Regions from separate parts of the Homo sapiens genome. Here region 1 is linked to region 2. Evidence: chromatin loops called from intact Hi-C (ENCODE). Cell type or tissue: GM12878. All regions are shown on one strand. Links, peaks and the distances in the headings refer to the core of each region. The heading gives the core; the rest is flanking DNA. Region 1 overlaps SORBS1 (sorbin and SH3 domain containing 1). Region 2 overlaps PDLIM1 (PDZ and LIM domain 1).

Evidence for each region. Hi-C counts contacts between places; a loop is a spot of excess contacts. Peaks named below come from ENCODE experiments on the same cell type or tissue, not always from the same donor. Only the 100,000 strongest peaks of a DNase experiment are listed, where the experiment ranks them.
Region 1: it touches region 2 in a loop (5-fold over the local background); 19 of 110 quality-filtered maps call a loop at or near these places.

The regions. Positions count from the first base shown.
Region 1 is chr10:95,361,232-95,366,614 of GRCh38, reverse strand. The region is part of intron 22 of SORBS1 (sorbin and SH3 domain containing 1); the gene reads left to right. Among named protein-coding and RNA genes, the nearest start is that of PDLIM1, 73 kb to the right of the region's middle. In GM12878, for the core only: a CTCF peak has its summit at 3,122 (motif pointing right); a DNase peak (open chromatin) is centred at 3,144.
Region 2 is chr10:95,281,667-95,287,049 of GRCh38, reverse strand. All of the region lies in intron 1 of PDLIM1 (PDZ and LIM domain 1), which reads left to right. Among named protein-coding and RNA genes, the nearest start is that of PDLIM1, 6.6 kb to the left of the region's middle. In GM12878, for the core only: a CTCF peak has its summit at 2,020 (motif pointing left); no DNase peak of the experiment used is centred there; H3K4me3 peaks cover 3,200 bases; H3K27ac peaks cover 824 bases.

The sequences.
Region 1 (5,383 bases), core at 140-5,139, 80 kb before region 2:
TCTGTCAGTTCTTAGGACTCTGGATGATGCATGCATACCCCACTCCTTTGTGGGGTGCCACCAGCCTCTTCCCCTGCCAAACCATCCTGAATCCTATAGCAGATTGCCTTTCTCAGCACTTTGCTGTGAAGCTGTTATCCCAGCTGAAAATGTTCAGTGCTACCCTCACCTCCTGTTCTATATGTGATAAATAGCAAACATTTTAGCTTATATAGATAGGCCCTCGTGGAGCCTTCCTGTACCCAGGCTCACGTTAGTACCTCTGTGGTCCTTACTTCTGTTGCTGTATACCTGACATATACTCTTGTATTTTTATAATTGCTAGTGTATTATAAACTCCTCAAGGGCAAGGCCCCAGTCTTCACAGTGCCTGGGGCACCCAGTGAATTTAGGAAAGGAGCTTGTTCTGGTAGGAGCTTTTCTTATTTTGTCACCATCGCATCTGTGTCTTGTTCTTTGAAATATGACAATGAGGGGAAGACACACCTATTACCTATGCTAGTAGGGTTGGATAAATCCACAATGAGCAGAGTTGCTGAGTGTATAAGGTTTTTTTTTGACAGATATTGTGGTCTCTGGGACATATCCTACCTACATTGCTGGAGAATGTGCTTTACAGGAAGAGTTTCATTTGAAAGTCAGCAGGGATTTGGGTATTTTGGTGGAAAAATGGAAAAATTTAATCTATTTAGGGTAGTGATCAAAAGCTCTAGCTAGATCCATCATGTTAATTTTTCTTCTATAAATATGTGTGTTTCATGATTAATATACCCAGGAGCATAAGAAGAAATTAAGAAGACATATTAAGACAGCAGCTAGAGAAGGACTGCCTTAGGGGACAGTTCCCACCTTGGAGAAGGACTGGTGTAAAGTCTCTTGCATTCACTGTGGGGTTGGTGACTCAGTCGCCAATATGACAGGTGTCAGGGCTCAGGTGTAGCATCACAACCCGTGTCTCCTACTCTGGCTTTGCAGCTCACTCCCTTTTAAAGAGCTTCCAATTGAGCCGGGCCTTCAGCTCTAAAAATGACAATAAGTCACAGGTCCTCTAGGTCCTAGGATGTGCCTTCAGAGATGAAGCCCACCAGATGACCCTAGGCTACCTGCAGATAAAGGGTGTCCTCAAGGCCACAGCTCCGAGCAAGCTCTCCTTGGTCCCCCAGGCCACCTCTTTATTCTCAGCTTGTCACTTTGGCAGTCCTGACTGCCCGTGTTAACCCTGCTGCCTGCTCTCCTCGTTTACCTCCTCACCTCCATCCCCCTAAACTGCACAAGACGGAAAGGGCTTCATGGGACAGCTGGCAGAGTGAATTCCCTAGCTCTACTGGATCCAAGGCACTAAGCTCTGTATTCTAATAGGAATGTAGATATAGTCCCTTAATAGTTTTGGGACAAAACACACACACACACACACACACACACACACACACACACACACACATAAGGTTAGTAAATGAAAAGGCCAAGTGGCAAATGCTACCACAGGCAGTCAGGATAAAGGAGCACAGGTATCGAATAACATCATTTTAACAATTTATCAGGCATTTACTACGTGCCAGGTCCTGTGCTTGGTATTTTATCTACCTTACCTCATTTAATCCTCTGAACATTCCAAGATGAGGCATTATTTTTAATCCCCATTTTATAGATGAGGAAATAGGCACATCAAAGCAGTGTAATGCCATAGTTCCTCAGCAGGTTCAGGGCAGAGCCATATCCAGATTAGGAACGGTGAAGCTCTAGGCCAAGGGACTAGGGTTGGCAGTAAACTCTCATCTGCCCCATACTGATTCAAAATTTTGTAATAAGTTAGCAGAAGATATACTAAGGTTTAATGTTTTCAAGCTATTAAAAAACAATTTAGACCTGGCGTGGTGGCTCACGTCTGTAATCCCAACACTTTGGGAGGCCAAGGTTGGGGGATCACTTGAGGCCAGAGTTCAAGACCAGTCTGGGCAACATGGCAAAACTTCCTCTTTACAAAAAATACTTTAAAAATTAGCTGGGCTTGGTGGTGCACGTCTGTAGTCCCAGCTACTCAGCAGGCTGAGGTGGAGGATTGCTTCCCCGGGAAGCGGAGGTTGCAGTGAGCCAAGATCGCACCACTGTACTCCAGTCTGAGTGACAGAGCGAGACTCTGTCTCAAGAAAAACAAAAAGCAAACACCCCCCCCCACACACACACAATTTAAGCAACTATTTATGATATTGGGTTAGCAGGATTGGAGGGTACTAATGTAAGCTGACTAAAAGAGCAAATTGTTTTCAGACACTGTGAATGTGCGTGAAGATATTCAATCTGTTAATTTACCAAGAATTCTTATTTATATCACTGAAAATAGGTCTTCAAAGCCTCTGTTTTTCAGCTCTCATGAAATACTTGGCAGGAATAAATGAGTTTTTTCCTCCTGCTAGTCTACCATTTGGGGATTTTTCAGTAATCGGGCTTGGTTTTCCCCCAGTTTATCCAAATGAATAAGATTTTTTCATATCTGGAATTGGTGAGGAACCAGCCTAAATGGGGTGCCTGACACAAAGGAAAGCATACAGTAAATGTTTGCTCAATGAATGGATGGATCTGTAAATCTTAATCAACTGAAATCCAACTTGGTTAGCACTGAGGCAGGCAGCTTGTAAGTTGAACCTAGTGCCTTTCACTGGTTGGACAGGAATGATGTGTAGGCAGAAACATTGGCAGGACTTGACCTTAACCCAAAGAATGAAGGAGGAGGAGTCACAGGTGGCCCAGGTTCACAGTTTTGTGGCAACTGGAGAAGTGATGGTGTTGTTTTAAGTCCACTTTAATAAATTGGACAGACTTCAATTGATAATTTTATTAACTAACACTGATTACATATGATAATATTAAAAGAACTGGGAACAGAGAGGAATTCACCCATAGTCCCAATATCCAATACAACTACAAGTCCTTGCCTTCAATATATATATTTTTTATAATTAACATCACAGTGTGTGTCCAGTTTTGTACTTTATTTTCCTAGCATTTCAGATCTATAAATCAGTAGTGGTAACTACTCATTACTTTCATTTCAATGTATTTCAGCATTGATTAACCTTCTTTGCCTAACCAAAGAGCTTTACTCTATTTGACCAGCAGGTGGCACTCAAGAACAAGCTGTTCTTCCCTATATGGTGATGGTAGACTAGCAAACGCTTTTTCCCCTTAATCTGATTTGAGAACAAAACACAGATCATAACCTGAAGAACTATATGAAACAGTAGAGGTCCTCCGGGACTTTACAAATGTGTCAGAAATCTGTATGCATGTAGGCATTTAATTTTATAGAATCATTTATTCCATTAATATTTATTGAACAACCATGCAAGGCACCAGATATGCAAGGATTAAGAAGATAAACTTTCTGCCCTCAAGGGGTTCCAGGTGTAATAGGGGAGACAGATTTGTAAATAACCAGAGTCCAGTGGGGTAAATGCAATGATGGGGCCCAGGAGGGAGGAGTGAGCACCTATTGTTTTGTGGAGGAAGAAAGGTTAAGCTTTATGGAGGAGGTGCAAATAAAATGTGAATAACAATATCAGTATAGATATAATTTTTTTCATGCAGTACAAAAGGCTATAAAATGAAACTTCTAGAGGATTATCTAGACTCCTTCCTGCAAAGCCACAGTTAACAACAGTTAGGTTTTTTTTCTTCTTCTTCTTCTTGAAATAACTAAATTATTTTGAATGGTGAATGTAAGCTTTATGAGGCTGGAACTTTTTGTCCGTTCTGTTGCCTGTTGAATCTTCACCTAGGAGAGCGATTGACACTTAATAGATGCTCAGTAAATATTTGTTGACCGAATAAATGAGCAGTAGAATGACATGATGAGATCTTTTCTAGACAGAGATGACTGGAGGGCATCAGGGCTGGAGACTGGGGGAGCAATGCGTGTTTGTTGTACAGTTGTAGGTGAGCAATGATAAGGCGGGAGGTGGAGAGTAAAGGGATTAATGTGAGCTGTGTCAAAGATAGGGAAGAAGCAGGACTTGGTGACTGATTAGGCTTAAGGAGCAAGGAGAGAGAGAGAAGGGGACCGATTTCCTGAGCTTTCTGGGTTGTGTGATGGAAGATGGTTTGGGACACGTTGAGTTTAAGATGCCTGAGAAACATTCAGGTGGATGTCTAGAAGGCGGTTGAATGTATGTGTCTGGAGCTCAAAAGAAGGGTCTGTGTACATAACAGATTTGCAGGTGGGTTTCTTGTACAATCTCCCCATGCCTATTAGTTTTGCAAGTGAAAGAAATTGAGGCCAAGAGAAACAGACTGTTCGCAAGTTTTTAAACAAGAGTGGGTTTGCCTCTACTGATCCACATTCCTTGTTGGAGTCAGGTGGGAATCCCAGTCTCCAGGACTCTGTCCACTGCCTCCGGAACCTGCCCGTTAGCACAATTGGAAACAGTTGGCCCTAGGATGATTGCTCTGTTCTCTCACTTTACTCTTCCAGTGAGTGTGTTTTTGTTGAATCCCCTTGAAACTCAGCAGCCAGCTCTGCATCTTAGCCAGAGGCTGAATTCTCTGTGCTAGCTCTTCTTGCTTGCTCTTCCTGAACCAAAATCTGGGTTAATCAAGGCTGCTCAGAGCTGAGCTTCTGAACTTAACTTGTTTTGTTAAGTACTCAGCTGCTATTCCTGATTGGACCTTTCTCAACCAGCTGAGGGGATAAGGCTGCTTCTCTCATCCTCTCTGGTACACTTGGACAGAGCAAGTACTCTGTGACCTTGGGCAAATGCCTTTGACATTCTGGTCTTCAGTTTCCCCTTTTGTACAGTGAAACAAATGGTCTCTCTTCAACATTAGAAGATCTGATGGATATGATACACTTAAAAACACTGTTGTGGCTGGGCATGGTGGCTCATGCCTGTAATCCCAGCACTTTGGGAGGCCAAGGCGGGAGGATCATGAGGTCAGGAGCTCAAGACCAGCCTGGCCAACATAATGAAACCCTGTCTCTACTAAAACTACAAAAAAAAAAAAAAAATTAGCCAGGCTTGGTGGCAGGCACCTGTAGTCCCAGCTACTTGGGAGGCTGAGGCAGGAGAATCACTTGAACGTGGGAGGCGGAGGTTGCAGTGAGCTGAGATCACTCCACTGCACTCCAGCCTGGGCGACACAGCATTGTTGTAGAGCTCTTGGGTATTGTTTTTAAACAAGGAGTGCCTCAGTTTCAAAATGTTACCCATCTGGAAAAAGCATGTTTTGTTAGCTTTGGTATCAGAAAAAAAACAATTGGCTTGGCAAATCCATTCTGAGAGATTTCCTGAGTGCTAGTTTATCATTCTGGTAGGAAGCAGGAAAAAACGGTGATAATGGGTGGAATAAGGCCAGAGAGTGAGGTGGCTGAGGGGTTGGGGTGGGGTGA
Region 2 (5,383 bases), core at 120-5,119:
TAAACTCCTGATGCCAACCTTGCTGGTTTGTTTGAGGAGGCAAGAGGGAAGAACAGTGGCTTTAGGGTATTGCAGCCAGGTAGATGACTGAGAGGAGAGTGTCATCTAAGCGTCTGGGTCATATTCTCCTAGGCTGACCAGGACTGGGAAAAGCACCAAGGAATTGCTGTGTACTGGGATCAGGATAGGACTGGCACATTCTTAGGCCATGCCTTAACTCTTGCTCCACAGAGGAGAGGAAAGCTAGCATTCTTTGCCTTTTGCAAACAGAAAAGCTCAGGTGCTCACAGGTTAGGTAATTTGGTTGAATTTACATAATTTCTCACTGGCTGACTTACTACTCAACTTCCTTGTAAAGGATAGGATAGAGACTGGAGCAAAAGTGGTTGTGTCAGAAAACTAACTTTTAAAGGATTATTTCGCTTCCAGTAGGTCTCAGAGGAAAGCCTGGGGGAAGCTTCCAGGACTTTAATTGAGGGCCTGGTACAATGTCCAGGGCAGGGACTCAAGCTGAGCTCTAGTCCGGAGCACCTTGGTGGGTGATCCTGGGAAAATCATATGTCTTCTCCTGGGTTCAGTTCCCTGTAAAGATAAAATAAAATAATATTCCCTGTAAAGATAAAATAAAATAATAAGCAAGCAAACCCAGAGGTTTTCATACCCTTTGAATATGAGAGCTACTTTTTTTTTTTTGAGACAGGGTGTCGCTCTGTTGCCCAGGCTAGAGTTCAGTGGCATGATCTCGGCTCACTGCAACCTCCACCCCCTGGGTTCAAGCGATTCTTGTGCCTCAGCCTCCTGAGTAGCTGGGATCACAGGCATGAGCCACCACATGTGGCTAATTTTTGTATTTTTAGTAGAGATGGGGTTTCGCCATGTTGGCCAGGCTTGTCTCAAACTCCTGGCCTCAAGTGACCTGCCCACCTTAGCCTCCCAAAGTGCTGGGATTACAGGCATGAGCCAAGAGCCCACTTTTTTATTGTTAGAGTGTCCTAGTCTCTCATGGCATTAGTTGTACCTTCAATCATAAGTTGATTTAGAAAACACTGTGATTTCAGGAATGTTTCAGATGTATTTGTCTTCTGTTAATCACAGCAGCATCCATTTACATTTGAAAGATTTGTGTGAGAAATATTTATTTGATCTGCTTGCAGTAATAACCATAGTTAAAACATATATAGGACTTTTAATATGCCAGGCACCATTCTAAGACCATAATATATTCAGTGATCTTCACACGTATTTTGTGAGGTAGGATTAAGATCCCCATTTTACAGATGAGGGAACTGAGGCTTGGAGACCTTAAGTACACTGCCTGCATCATATAGCAGTGAGTGGTAGAGCTGGAGTTTGGCTGGGGAGTCCGGCTTCCAAGCCTGTAGTCTTAATCTCTATGTCATAGTAATATATTAATAACAGCTAACATTTTTTGAGTGCCTGCTCTGTGCTAAGCATGCACTTACATTATCTTCTTCTGTATTCCCCACAACCCATGACAGAGGGACACAGAACACAAAGTCAGACAATTGCAGAGCTGGGAAGTGAAGCCAGGCAGACTCACTTCCAGGCCAGCTTTAACCACTATATTCTGCCTCCTAATAAGCCATAACTGTCAATATTTCATTGCTAACAGTGTTAACCCAGCACACAGCTCTGAAAAGTGCTAAGGGTGGTGCAGGCTTCAACATGAGGGATAAGACACTCCTGGGCTCCACACCCTGGAGCCTCTCATTCTCCTGAGGTTGGTTGGGGTGGCTCTCCAGTTGCCTTGTGGCCTCAGCTCAGAGCACCTCAGAAAGCAGCACCTCCCTTCCCTGTCCCTCCTGAAAAACTGAAAGTCATGGCCCCACCTGGGAGAATTTACAGTCCAGTTATGAGGTTCCATGCCCACTTGGACAGTGAAGAACAAGAGCAGAGGAGTGGAAGGACTGGCTAGAGAAAGACCTGCTTGTGGGGGATAGGAGGGCATTTGGGAATGGTTCTTGTGGTAGATGAAGATGACCAGGCAGTGAACAGTTCCACCTTGCGGTAGCCAAGCTAAGTCCAAAACCGAATATACCCATGAAACCTAAGACAAAAAAGGTAATTCCTGTATGGCTGTTAGCACCCTGTGTGATTATTGATACTCTTGTTAGCCACATCCTGGGCAAATTGGGCTGCTCATCCGTGGCTGAGTTCTGTGGTGCACTTTCCCATGTGTAATACACTGTCTCCTTGGTAAATGCCATAAATACTAAAAATGATTTTGTGAAGAACACAGCGGTCTTGTAGGAGGCCAGATTCCTTACTGAACACTCAGGGACTAATTTTTATAGACACGACCATTCGTATCAAGTAAGACAATAAGAACATAGATAGGACCTAGTTTAGATAAAGATATTGAAAATGCATACAGAGGCTGGGCTTGGTGGCTTATGTCTGTAATCCCAGCACTTTGGGAGGCCAAGGTGGGTGAATCACCTGAGGTCAGGAGTTTGAGGCCAGCCTGGCCAACATGGTGAAACCCTGTCTCTACTAAAAATTCAAAAATTAGCCAGGCGTAGTGGCAGGCACCTGTAGTTCCAGCTACTCAAGAGGCTGAGGCAGGAGAATTGCTCTAACTTGGGAGGCGGAGGTTGCAGTGAGTTGAAATCACGCCACTGCACTCCAGCCTGGGCAACAAGAGCGAAACTCCATCTAGAAAAAAAAAATGCATACAGATAGATTAAATATGGTTGATGCAGCAAATAGTTTGCACCCATTTCTTTAAAAAAATAATAAAAAATACTTATGCTTCTGAAGCTGAGCATACCCATACCATATAACCCAACAGTTCTCCTAGTTAAATAGTCAATAGAAACTGGGTCCACATGAGTGCTAAAGGACAAGTTTGAGAATTTTCCAAGCAACACTATTCATAATAGCCCCAAATTTGAAACGATTCACATGTCTAACAGCAATAGAATAGATAAGTAGTGGGTGTAATTATATGGTATAAAACATCACAGCAACAAGAGTGAAGAAATTACAACTATGCACAGTGACATGAAGGAGACACACACACACACACACACACACACACACACACAGAGAAAAAGGCCATACCTAAGAGTGAAGAGTAAATACTGTGTGATTCCAGTTACATAAAATTAGACAGAATTAATCTACAGTGTTAGCAGTCAGGATCATGGCAGACCTTTGCCGGAAGGTCAGTGACGGAAGGCGGGCACAGGGAGGTTTAGCAGTTCAGGTAATGTCCTCTTCTTTATCCCATGCTGTTTCCTTGGGTGTGCTCTGTATGTGAGAATTCAATCAGCTGTATCGTTACCATTTGTGCTGTATACATGTCATCCTTCAGTAAAGGTTACATAGAAGCCCGCGTAATTGTTTAAAAGATCGGACAATATAAACCTACAGAAAGCATAAGGTAAAAGGCTTCCCCAGTCTTACTTTACAGAGGTAAACACAGTGAACAGCTGGCTGCAAACCTTTCCAGACTTTTTCCGCACACGTAGCATTTCTAAAACCAAATTACTATATCTCAGTGAACTATTGGGACTTCATTGCTTTGTGCTTTCTGCCTTATTTTTACTGTAACAAATCAAGAATTAAAGACATCTTAATGTCAAGGGAAAAATACATTTTTGATATCTGCTAGATCTAGTTCAAACCTTATCTTGTCCATTTACTAGCTTGTATGTTCTTGGACAGGTTAACCCCTGAAAATTCAGTGTCCTCATTTGCAATGTGGGAATAATAGCGCTTGTCTTCAAAGGTTGTGGTGAGGATTAAGATGATATATAGAGAGAGCCTAGTGGTACTATTAAACTATTAAATATTAAAAATATTAATGGTAGCTACTATATATTGAGTGTTTATTACGTGCCAGGCATTGTTCTGAACTCTTTACAAATGCAGTCTCATTTAAGCCTTCCAGCAACCTGATGAGGTTGATGCATTATAAATTTCATTTGATAAATGAAGATACTGAGTCAGAGAGAGTAATTCCCTCAAGGTTTAGTGAGTGTTTAGGCTTTGGGTTATGGGTGGTAGCTGTTGGAGCTATTTAAAAGCACGTAGGGTTCATAGGAGCTTGTTTGGAAACTTTTGAGGAACTCGACGACTTCTTGACGGAGTCTCGCTCTGTCGCCTGGGCTGGAGTGCAGTGGCATGATCTCGGCTCATTGCAACCTCCATCTCCTGGGTTCAAGTGATCCTCCCACCTCAGCCTCCCAAGTAGCTGAGATTACAAGCGTGCGCCATCACACCTGGCTAATTTTTTGTATTTTTAGTAGAGATGGGGTTTCACCATGTTGGTGAACAGGCTGGCCTTGAACTCCTGACTTCAAGTGATCCGCCCATCTCGGCCTCCCAAAGTGCTGGGATTACCGGCATGAGCCACCACGCCTGGCCTCGATGACTTCTTAAGAATTTAGTCAGAGTATTCTATTTGGCTACCTGTTTTATTATATTCCTGTCTGAGAAATGGTGGTCGGTCTTTCAGACTGAGAGAGCAGCACGTCTCTTTGAACTGTCACCCCTTAGCACTAATAACTTCTTTTTGCACCATGCATAGTGTGAAGCTGGATTAAGGTGCAACTTATCTACAAGCATCTACCCTATTTTATTGCCTCATTTCCCTGAGAAAATGGTTATAGACTAACCAAGAACATTTTAAAACAGTGTTATGTTTTCAGGTCACCCTGTGTAAATGCATACAGCTTCTGCAGCCATAATATGGCTGTGAAGTCTGTGCCACAGCCTCGGCTCACAAACATACTGAGTCAGAAGATTCTGACTAAAGAGAGTTCAAATTCCACATGTAAATGGCATCCTACAGAGCTGGGTCCTGCTTTATCCCCAGTTTAGAATCTGTTAAATTTGTACCCAAATACCTTGACACAACTGTTAAATCAGCGGAGATTATGCTTAAAGGCATGTAGCATTGCGATTGAACTTGAATCTCACATTTCTTTATCCCAGTTGTATATAATTATTACTATCGTTATTTAGGCTGTCTCTTTCACTTACTTGCAGGCTTGTCTTAGGCTTGTCTTTCACTTAGTTACACATTTACAATATTTAAAACACAAGAACACATATAAGATTTAACAAAAAATTGGAACATGGAAGAGGAAAGAGAGAGAAGTGCCAGGAACTTTAAATCAGTTGGTTCTGTAATTGCACACTACATTTAGCTGTGAGTTTTCTGGCCAAGGGAAAATAGGACCCACGTCGAGTTATTTAGATATCTTGTTTGGAGTTATTATACTTCTACTGGTTGGACGCAGTGGCTCATGCCTGTGAAACTAGCACTTTGGAAGGCCGAGGTGTGAGGATTGCTTGAGGCCAGGAGTTCAAGACCACCTTGGCCAACACAGTGAGACCCCATCTCTATTTAAAA